Linked DNA regions of Homo sapiens: region 2 is linked to region 1. A link is an interaction called in ENCODE POLR2A ChIA-PET data of the cell type or tissue named here. Cell type or tissue: MCF 10A. All regions are shown on one strand.

Region 1 (5,000 bases):
TGAGTAGTAATCGAGGGTAGGGCCCAGATAGTAGCACTGAGACTTCTCTGTGACTCTGGTATCAGAGCACAGAATTTCTAATGTACTTTCAGTAAACTTTGACCACTGATTCAAATTTTTGCAAAATAATCTCCAGGATTTGCTACCTTCTCTCTTTTCCCTAGACTGAAAAAGGTGAGGCTTGTCCCTCAACTTGGAAATAGGTATTTCTTACCAATTTAAAAACATTTGAAGATAATCAATTAATTTTGATAACATTTAAAAGCATATGAACAGTTAATTCCCACCTTAAATTGAATTTTGACCTGTGCTTTTTTTTTCTTATAAAAATAAATAATAAACAAGAATCACTAAGTTTTCCCAAGGGCATTTCTTGATAATGTAATGAGTGTGTGTGTGTGTGTGTGTGTGTGTGTGTGTGTGTGTGTGTGTATGAAGTCATTATTGACTAACAATTGTAATCCACAAAACCATGCATTCATCAAATATTTATTGAGGTTAAGGCACTGCATGTATTTATGTCTTCTGATTGCTCTAAGTAGAAGGGAACAGAATCACCTGCAGTGAAGTCTGAGGCCTTTTTCTTTTTAGCTGAACTTCAAATCAATCTTCTACTTGACAACTTGACTTAAACAACAAACAGCATACATACAGTGTTATTTCAATACAGATCCAAACAATCTTAATAGAATAACCATGCAATGAGCATGAATATGTGTACATCCCTGTTTTAGATGTTTTAGTCATATAGAGCCAAGCAACACAGTTCCTGCTATAACTACTACATGCTCTAGTAGCAAGGATAAGTCAAGTATATATACAGCTATATTATAAGGTGCAATAAGGATATGCCAGTGGAGACGAATTGACAATAAAGAGAATTCATACAGTTGTGACTGCATCTGGGCAACACAAAGGAAATAGTATAAGACGAGACCTTTGGAAGATAGTAACAGGTGGGAAGTTGGGATGTGAAGAAAGGGTTAGAGGGAAAGGCTATTCCAGGGAGAAGGTATAGCAAGAATAAAGCCATATGGTCAGGAAAGAAATTCAGAGAACAATCAGCAGATGTGGTTTTGCTTGAATATAATGAAGGTATTGTGGATGTGATAAAGTTAGAGATTGGGGCAAATAGGAGAGGCTTTGAATGCCAGTGTAAAATGTTTGTATTTTCTTGGTGGCAATAAAGCTACTGTTGTATTTTAAATAGGGAAATGCATCCATTTTAAATGAGGAAGGGCATCCAATTGTTATTTCACACACACAAACACACACAGATTTTGCCATGCCCTCTATAGGTCCATCACTATGTAAACTGTTGAGGATTCAAAGAAAATAGACAATCTCATACCTCAAAGTCTTCAGTGGGGAAGAGAGGCAAATACAATAATTTTCATAAGTATTGTAGGGATATCTTGTTCAGACACCTAGGGGAATCATAGAAAGCTTCTTAAAGGAAGTGAACCTTAAGCATTGGTTGGTTAAGGGCTTTCTAGATGCAAAAAAAATGAGAAGTGCTACTCCAATAAGACTCTTGAAACAGTATATGTGATGATAACACAAGGAACACTGAGAGGGGAAGGCAAGGTAAGGAGGGTGTGAAGGGAGGCCAGTGAAGAGGCTGCCACGATAGAATTGGTAAGAGGGAATGAAAGGCTGAGCGATGGAAATGGCTGTGAAGATGAAGAGGTGGTGGCCCCCATGGATGTGGCACAACAGCAGATCTTGATTTGGTGCTGGAAGTAGGGGGTTGTGGTTGGAATTGCAGAAGTGGAAGAGCATTTTAAAAAAGTTAAAATGGATAAGACTGGAATTCTGAAGGGGGAAGAAGGATGTCATTAGTAGGCATGTGGCAGTCAGGAGAAGCTGGTTTCAAAGGAATTGTGTGAAATTTAGTGTTGAGTGACTACTAGAAAGCAGAATAGGCAACTTCCCATAAAATTGAGTTGTGAGCAAAAATTCTTGGGCTCTGATGTCATGGTTTTCCTCCTTTTTTTCTCCTGGAAAATTCCAAGTCATAAGACAAGTGCCCAAATATTGCCTCAAGCATGCTTTAAAGTACTGATGTCTAAGGGATTTCATTTTAGGAAAAGCTTAATAGATCATGTGTATTAATCATAAAGTGTAAAAACAAGACATTGTTAACAATCCCTAGTCTCTTCCTTGGCTTGGCTCATGGCTGTTCTAAATAATACCTTGGGATTATTTATGATGACAGGTTTGGCATTCTGCTTGGAACATATACATGCCCCCTTAAGCAAGCTGCTTCCTTGGGAAGAGACCAAGAGAGGCAGGGTTTTTCGAAACACCTAATTTTCATTTCTTCCTCCTTTCTTTTTTTTTTAGTTAGTGGATAAAATGAGTGATTACTGGACAACGTATATATTTTTTAATGACTCCAGATGCTTTCGGGATGAATCATAGTAGCCTCCTCTCTTTGCCTCCTTGTTACTTCATTTCTAACTCCATTTCTGTCTCCACTATAATTGCAGCACTGGGTGAGACGCTGCTCGAGGAGGAATTAGCTGAACTGTGGTGGTTTGGCAACAGAAAGATAGAGGAAGTAACATGGAACAGGAGGTCTGTGAGAAATGTGCAGCCATGTGGCTTTCTGCCCAACCAAGGCAGCTTTCCCTACAATCCCCAGCCCTCCAAGGGCTTTTAAAGCATTGAGTGTGTGATGGGGGTAAGTCCGTATGCTGCACTTACTCCAAACATAATTATCAAGCTATAAAGGAGACACCTTAAACACACACATACGCACACAACACCTCATACCATAAGATCCCAGGGGAATTTCAAAACCACATACATATTTCAAAAAACAGTAAATTCAAAATAAAGAGAGGAATTGATTTGGGTGGTCTGATAGTTTGGTGGAAAAAATGCAGTCAATAAGATTAAGAATCAGAATAAATACAGCTCTATGCTATTAGAAAAAAGCTTCATTTTTTAAAATGTGTTTTTTCATTTTTGATTCAAGTCTTACCAAATCAAAATGTGTCACTCATCAGATGTTTGCAGTGAACACGTTTGGACAGTATACAGAATAGAGAAGATTAAATCAAAGTTTAACGTCTTGAAGTGCTGAAAGTCAATTAATTAATTAGAAAGATAATTGTTGGAATTATGTATAGGCAACTTAAATCCAAAAAAGAAAATTAATATATTAAGGAGCATGAGAAGCATCAATCCATGAATTCAAATGTATTTTACAGCTTTACGAGTCCAATCCCACATTGTTGGAATCACTATTATGTTAGCTGGCAGGATGGAAACTGGTGTCTGCTTCAACTTACTCAAAAATGGGGAACTCACTACCTCCTCAGCCAGCATATTCTGTTTTTAAATAAGATATAGCTGTTACAAACTTCTGTTTTTACAAATCTGATTCATCAGTGCTTCTTTTGCCTCTGAAGCCACGTCGAAGCCTATTTCTTTGTATCCATAAGCACCTTTCAGATTTGTGAGCATTACATCATTTCCTTTCTCAGGCTTTGTGTCTGCAGGCTGATCAACCCTCTTTCCAGAGGACTTCCACTCCTATGCAGGATGTTAAAGCCTCTGCCACCATGCTCCTTCCACATGCCCTTTGTTGCTTGATTAGGCTTGGTGGCTTTTCTTTCCACAATATTCTGCCTTTGTAGAGTTAAAATGATGCTTTGACCCCAAGTCTCAGGAGCAGTGAAGGGCCTGGGTAACCTATTGCCTGGGTTATCAGGTGAATCTTCCCAAGGTGAGCATTTGGGCAGTGGTTGCTCGAGTGCCCTGGGTGGAGAGAGAGCAGCAGGGGTCTACAGGTCAGGAGTCTGGATTCTCACAGGCCTGTGTCTTCTAACCCAGTTCCAAGTGCTGGAAGCCGGTGCTGGAAAGCAGATTGCTTTACGTACTGTGAGCAGATTGTGTAACCAGACCCATAATGTCCCTTGTCAGTAATGGGCTAAATGATGCTATGAACAATGCCAATTTCTATCCATCTCTGTAGTCCATATGCTTGTTAAATAAGGTTAAATGTGGCATCATGGAGGAAAAAAGGTACTTAGGACTTAGGAAACCTAAACCTAAATTCTTGTTCTGGCAAGCGTCAAGATCTAACATAGCCTCAGTTTCTTCCATCTGAAAACATCTCCTATGCTTCTGTGTGTCAAGTATTGTGCCAGAGCTCTATAAACTTTGTCTCTCACATTCAAAGCACTGTAATCCAGGTGTCATCACCACCACTTGACAGCCATGTCCTGGAATTTGAAACCAGGTCTGCCTGTGATCTTCTTTTCTCTTCCATCACCCCCTTGCTAAAATGAGGCAGAGGGACTAGAACTCGTATATACCCATGTATAATATGCCATTTCCAGTCCCAAGTACTTATGCTCATATTCCTAAGAAGTGTATATATTGCATACAAGAGCAAAACTCCATAAATGAAACCTGTTAAAATGTATTTGACATCAGAGTTGTTCTAGTGGTGGAGGTAGGCAAACTTTTTCTCTAAAGGACTAGATAGTAAATATCGTAGATTTTATGAACTATACAGTATCTGCTTCAACTGCTAACTCTGATGTTGTAGAGTGAAAGCAACCACAGGCAATATATAAATGAGTGAATACACCTGTGTTCCAATAAATCTTTATTTACAATAACAGGCAATGGGCTTGATTTGGCCAGCAGATCCTAGTTTGCCAACCTTTTCCTGAAGAGAGTGGAGAGTCAGAATAGTGGAGAACAACTCTTGGTGGGCCCTATTCTATCCTGTTCAACTTTCTATGCATGATTCAGTTGAAGGTAGAGATCACAACTGGGAAATCTGCAAATTCCAGGACATCAGGAATGTTCTCTAATATACGTTATGACATAATTGGGGTGCAGAAAGAGGCAAGTATGCCCTAGTGCTTAGGATTATTGTCTTTGGAGTCAGGTGGACCTTCATTCAGATTGTAGCTCTATAATTATCTATTTGGAGAAACTAATTTGTGTAAATTATTCAATCTCTCTAAACCTTATTT
Region 2 (5,000 bases), 430 kb after region 1:
CGTACATACATATACAAAGACATGCAAGTATCTATAAGGTGAATCCTAAAATTTCATAAAACAATACTTGTTCATATTACATGCAGTGAAATCTGATATATTCCATGTCGTTCCATTGCCTTTTATTCTATTTCAGAGTCATCTATGTTTTTTTCGTTCCTTCTTTATTTTCTTAAGCTGGCTGTAGCCCACTAAATTGTTTTCATGATCTCAATCAGCAGAGTGAAAAATCATCTTTTAAAGCAGCCTTGACAATACCTAAGCTTAAAAATGGTTTACTAACATTGAATTCAATTTGTACAATCTTTTAACTTCGAACTTGGAACCAGTTTCAGCAAACAATGTCTCTGCCAGTAGTAGCAGTCATGAGAAATACACGGACTTAAGGAAATCAACCTGTTGTTTCGTGAACAACAGTTTCAAAGAAACCACAATCTATCTTTGTTTTCTCGTTTGTTTGTTAGCTACAGCCTGATTTTTGGTTCAGTCATTTATACAAGTTGTGCCAAAACCTAAACTGTATGATTGGCATACAGCAGTATTTAATTTGGTGGATTAATTTCTTCTCTGGAATGGATGCATCTAATTTCTGAGGAAAACCTCAAATGACATGTCCTTACTGAGAGATGGCATGCCAAAGTGGCTTGTGGTACCTGACATAAATAGAGCTGTGAAGCATGTTTGCTGACCACGAATGAACAGGTTGTAAAGGGAAGCACGTGCAAGGGTGCTTTTAAGAGTAGACTGGGCAGGGTCTTGAACCCCTAAACCCACCTGGAACTCAAAGACACAGATTTCATTCATTAATTCTGTCACTATCCACTATTCTACTAGAATCTATAATGAACATCGCCTAAACTGCTAAAAAAAATAATATGCGAAGGAAGACTTTCATTTTTTATAATACTTAAAATAGGATTACTCCTCTTAGACTTCTTTATACCCATACATTGCTTCACGGCTCAGAGACATTGCTGGAACACGAGAGTTAAGAGCCTTTACGTTGTGTTCAAGAAATTTTAGAGTGTCAGTTTGTTTTTTCACAGTTTCCACCAAAAGCAATCCTCTTACATACCTAGAATATATTTTACTGTGGTATATCTCAGTATTATCCCCATATAGTTAGTTAGATTCATCCTTGTTTGCTGTTTTATTTCATCATCTCACTTTTAATCCATTATCTTATGGTACATTATTTTTCTTGTACATCATGAAAATGTACACTGCAGCTGAAATATGAATTTTTGTATGTAATTATTGCTCAGCTTTTTTGAGAACAAGGAAGATACAATATGAAATAAATTACTACTTTTCCCTTTTGGTATGATTTTAAATTTGCTTTTAGAACAAATTATTATGATGGTTTTCTATTCTGAATCTAAATAGCCTTTTTTTCCATAAGAGTTGAATTAATAAATTTGTTATAGCTTTGCTTCATGGAACTTTAACAAACATCAAGGTTATATTTCTGTCTAATCCCTTCATCATTCTGTTGTCCTATTTATGATTTTTTTCTTTTATTTTTCCACTATGGAGCCCACAGTCTGAAACCGAAGCATACTATTACAACTTTGTCTTCATTTTTATTTTAAATTTGTCTTATTTAAGACAGCTTTATGTTATTTATTCTTAATGGAAAATGCACTGAGGAGAACTTTTTTTATTTGCTTTTTTAAAGAATTACAATTGTGCCACTGTACTCCAGCCTGGGCAACAGAGCAAGACTCCGTCTCAAAAAATAATAATAATAAAAAAGAATTACAGGTGCTTTTTACATTTATGCTGTCCTCAATAAATGTTCTTCAGATCATTTGTCCTGTTCTCTGATTTATAATTCCTAAGAGGACACTTTAGGAGGCATACATGGGAGGCAATGTAATATGGATAAGCTACAGTTAGGGATGATATAACTCAGGATTGTAGTTTTCCTTTGAAGGTGGGTCATACAACTTAACCTTTGCTCACTTTTTCTCCATCCATAAGATGGACATGCATTACCTTGTTTATACTTTTTAGGAATATTTTATAAATGAATAAACATATTTATCAATAAATGCTTTGAGTTATTTAAAGACACTGTAACCATATCATTTACTTAGTAATAGCAAAAATAGGGGGTTGTGTAATGTCAAGTACTTATTTGAATTTGTTATGTTTTCAAAAATGGTCCATGTTTCACTAGACTTAGACTATACTATTAAATCATAGAAGTCTGTGTATATGTTAGGGAAAGGCGTGGGGAGAGAAAAGGAAAAGAGAAAACATACCTTCACTGTGTCCCTTGTAAGTATAGTTTGTCAGGTAACCCTCCTAACAGGCCTAGGGGATAGATATTATTACCTCCCTGTTGTAGAGGAGAAAAATATAGCTGAAAGAGGCAAAATAACTTGCCTGAACTTATAATCAATATGTGACTGAGCTAGGATTTGAACTCAGCTACAAAACTCAGCTTTACAGGTCACCACTCAGTTTCTCAGCTTTCAGATTCCTGCTTTGGAAACATGTTAGCAATTAAAATAGAAAAGGGCAGGGATAATTTAATTAAAATACTTAATTTATAATGTTAGCCAAATAGATTTTTTTTTTAGCTTCCCTCAATATTTCCATTACTGCTTTAGTTGCAGTTTTGGATTATTTCTTATTTTATCTTGCTGATTTGTCCAACTCTAGTTCCTGGACTCACAAAAATATACTTGCTAAAGATGCGTTAAAGTGCATGACCTATACTGCAATTTCTCTACATAGTTATTTATGTGCTTAAAATGGCCATCTTGGAGAGTGCCTGAAGGTTGAGCTAGAGGAGGGTGATGGAAGGAGGGGTGATTCAACAGAGTCAGGGAAATTCCAGATGACATGGGTTGCCAGATTTCCTGCTGGCCTTTCACTGCCAAACTCCACCTCCTGCTCTTCTTACACAGCTGTGTGCTTCATTAAATAGTGATGTCTACAAATCACAGCAGTGTTAAAAAATGCAGAGCAGGGGGAATTCCTGTGCACTGACTGCTGCCAAGTTCCTAGAGTTTTAACAGCACACTCATCAAACTGCCTCTCTCTTCTCCAAAAACTATAAATAAGTTCAATATCAAGAGTGTTTTCATCAATTATAATGCCTCTCTGTTCTCTTGGAGAGTTGGGAATAGTATATAGACACATTGGTTACAGTGCCCATGTCTAAGGCAATATGGTAGGGGTCATCTGTTGTCAGAGATAAGACTTTTGACCTTGATGTTGCCACTGTTCTTCCAGTTGAGCCAGGAACCATTACTTAATCATTTACAGCATAGATTTTCCCATCTACAATTTGCTTTTCAGAAACCAGCCTTGTGGAATTTAGGCCAAGAACCTGGTTGCTACTGCTCAGAGTAGGTATAGGAGAGGTATGCATTTAATTCAACAATTCCTCTTGAGGGTTTCTGTGTACAAGGTCCTGTGCTGGGTGAGGTTCTACCTCATCTTTAGCAAGTATATTTTTGTGTTTACAATGACAACATTAGTAAGACAAGGCTGCTAATACATTCATAGTACCCGTGTGAGGTGAGTGCTGATGAGTGGTCCACTAGAGTTGTTAAAAAGTGCCACAGGAACGTGGGGAAAAAAATAGAAATTTTACCTGGAGGATTGGAGACATTTCAAGGAGGAAGTAACATTGGCTCCAGGCTTTAAAGAAGAGAGGGGTTTAATAGATAAATCTGGAAGTACTCCAGATAGAGGGAAGAATGCAAACAAACGGGTAGAGAACGGAGAAATTCAGTGAATTGTCAGAATAGTGTCTTGCCTTGTGTTGTAGCAGTACCATAATGACTGACAGCCTACAGTACTCTGACAATTTAAAAAATATAACCTGTTTTCTTTCATGTGGGTATAATGTCTCCAGTTAGGCCTATCCACTTTTTATGATCTTATACCAGCTGGATCCTTACACTGATGTATGGGCTTGAGCAAAGAATATAAGGCGGAGATAGGTAGGCTGATGGAACTTCCGTGATAGGAAGCTGTCATGTTGGTTTGGTGGATGGACAGAGGAAGAGCAAAAGCATGAAGGAGAAAAGTGGAAGAAGTGTGGAGGCCACTTGAAGAAAAGTAGTAGCTAAATGGTAGGCAGGACTCGAGTCAACTTTCTTCTGGAAAGTTTCAGGACTGAATCTGGAAAAGGAAAACACAGAACAATTAAAATTGATGTGCATTTATTGAGCACATACCTTGCACAAACACTACAATAGGCACCGTGGTAGACACTGAGATACAATAATGCATTTCCCTGTCCTCACTTACGAGGACAGGAAACAGACACGTAAACAACTAACTACTGCACAAGGTAGAATTCAGTCACAGAGGTCAGTTTGTCACAGAAATATGGAAGAAGACATTTTTGATTGGAGAGGAATAAGAAAGTTTTCTGAAATATTCTGAGGTAAGAAGTGAAGATTAGCTAGGTTATTAATAAGTCTTAGTCCACTAGGAGTGCTGTAACAAAATACCATAAACTGGGTAACTTACAAACAATAGAAATTCTCATGGTCCTGGAGGCTGGAAAGTCTTAGATCAAGGCACTGGTGGATTCCGTCTGATGAGCACCAGCTTTTTCATAGGTGGCACCTTCTTGTTTTGTCCTCACATGGTGGAAAGGGCACACAGCAGCTCTTTGAGGCCTTTTTTACAAGAGCACTAATCCCATTCATGAGGAGAGGCAGTAATGATTTAATCACCTCCTCAAAACCCCACCTCTTACTATCATTACCTTGGGGGTTAGGTTTCAACATATAGATTTGGTGGGGTGAGGGTGGGGACACAATTATTCAGATCACAGCAATAAGAAGACAAATATGGAAAGGTGTTTCAGATTGAAAGACAGAGTAGGCAAAGAGAAAGGTTATAAAATGCAAGGACTATTTCAGAAATGAAGGTAGGATTATGAATTATGTTTTATTATGAGATGAGTTTAAGCTCAGATCATTAGGTGTCTTCAGAACCATGCCATTGAGTTTGGGCTTTGATCTTGA

The links. Peaks named below come from ENCODE experiments on the same cell type or tissue, not always from the same donor. Only the 100,000 strongest peaks of a DNase experiment are listed, where the experiment ranks them.
Region 2: POLR2A ChIA-PET joins it to region 1 with 7 read pairs; 3 of 35 experiments call an interaction of 5 or more read pairs at or near these places.

What each region holds. Positions count from the first base shown.
Region 1 is chr3:189,274,548-189,279,547 of GRCh38, forward strand. The region is part of intron 4 of TPRG1 (tumor protein p63 regulated 1); the gene reads left to right. Among named protein-coding and RNA genes, the nearest start is that of TPRG1-AS2, 36 kb to the left of the region's middle. In MCF 10A, no CTCF peak of the experiment used is centred here; a DNase peak (open chromatin) is centred at 2,484.
Region 2 is chr3:189,707,912-189,712,911 of GRCh38, forward strand. All of the region lies in intron 1 of TP63 (tumor protein p63), which reads left to right. Among named protein-coding and RNA genes, the nearest start is that of TP63, 79 kb to the left of the region's middle. In MCF 10A, no CTCF peak of the experiment used is centred here; a DNase peak (open chromatin) is centred at 2,880.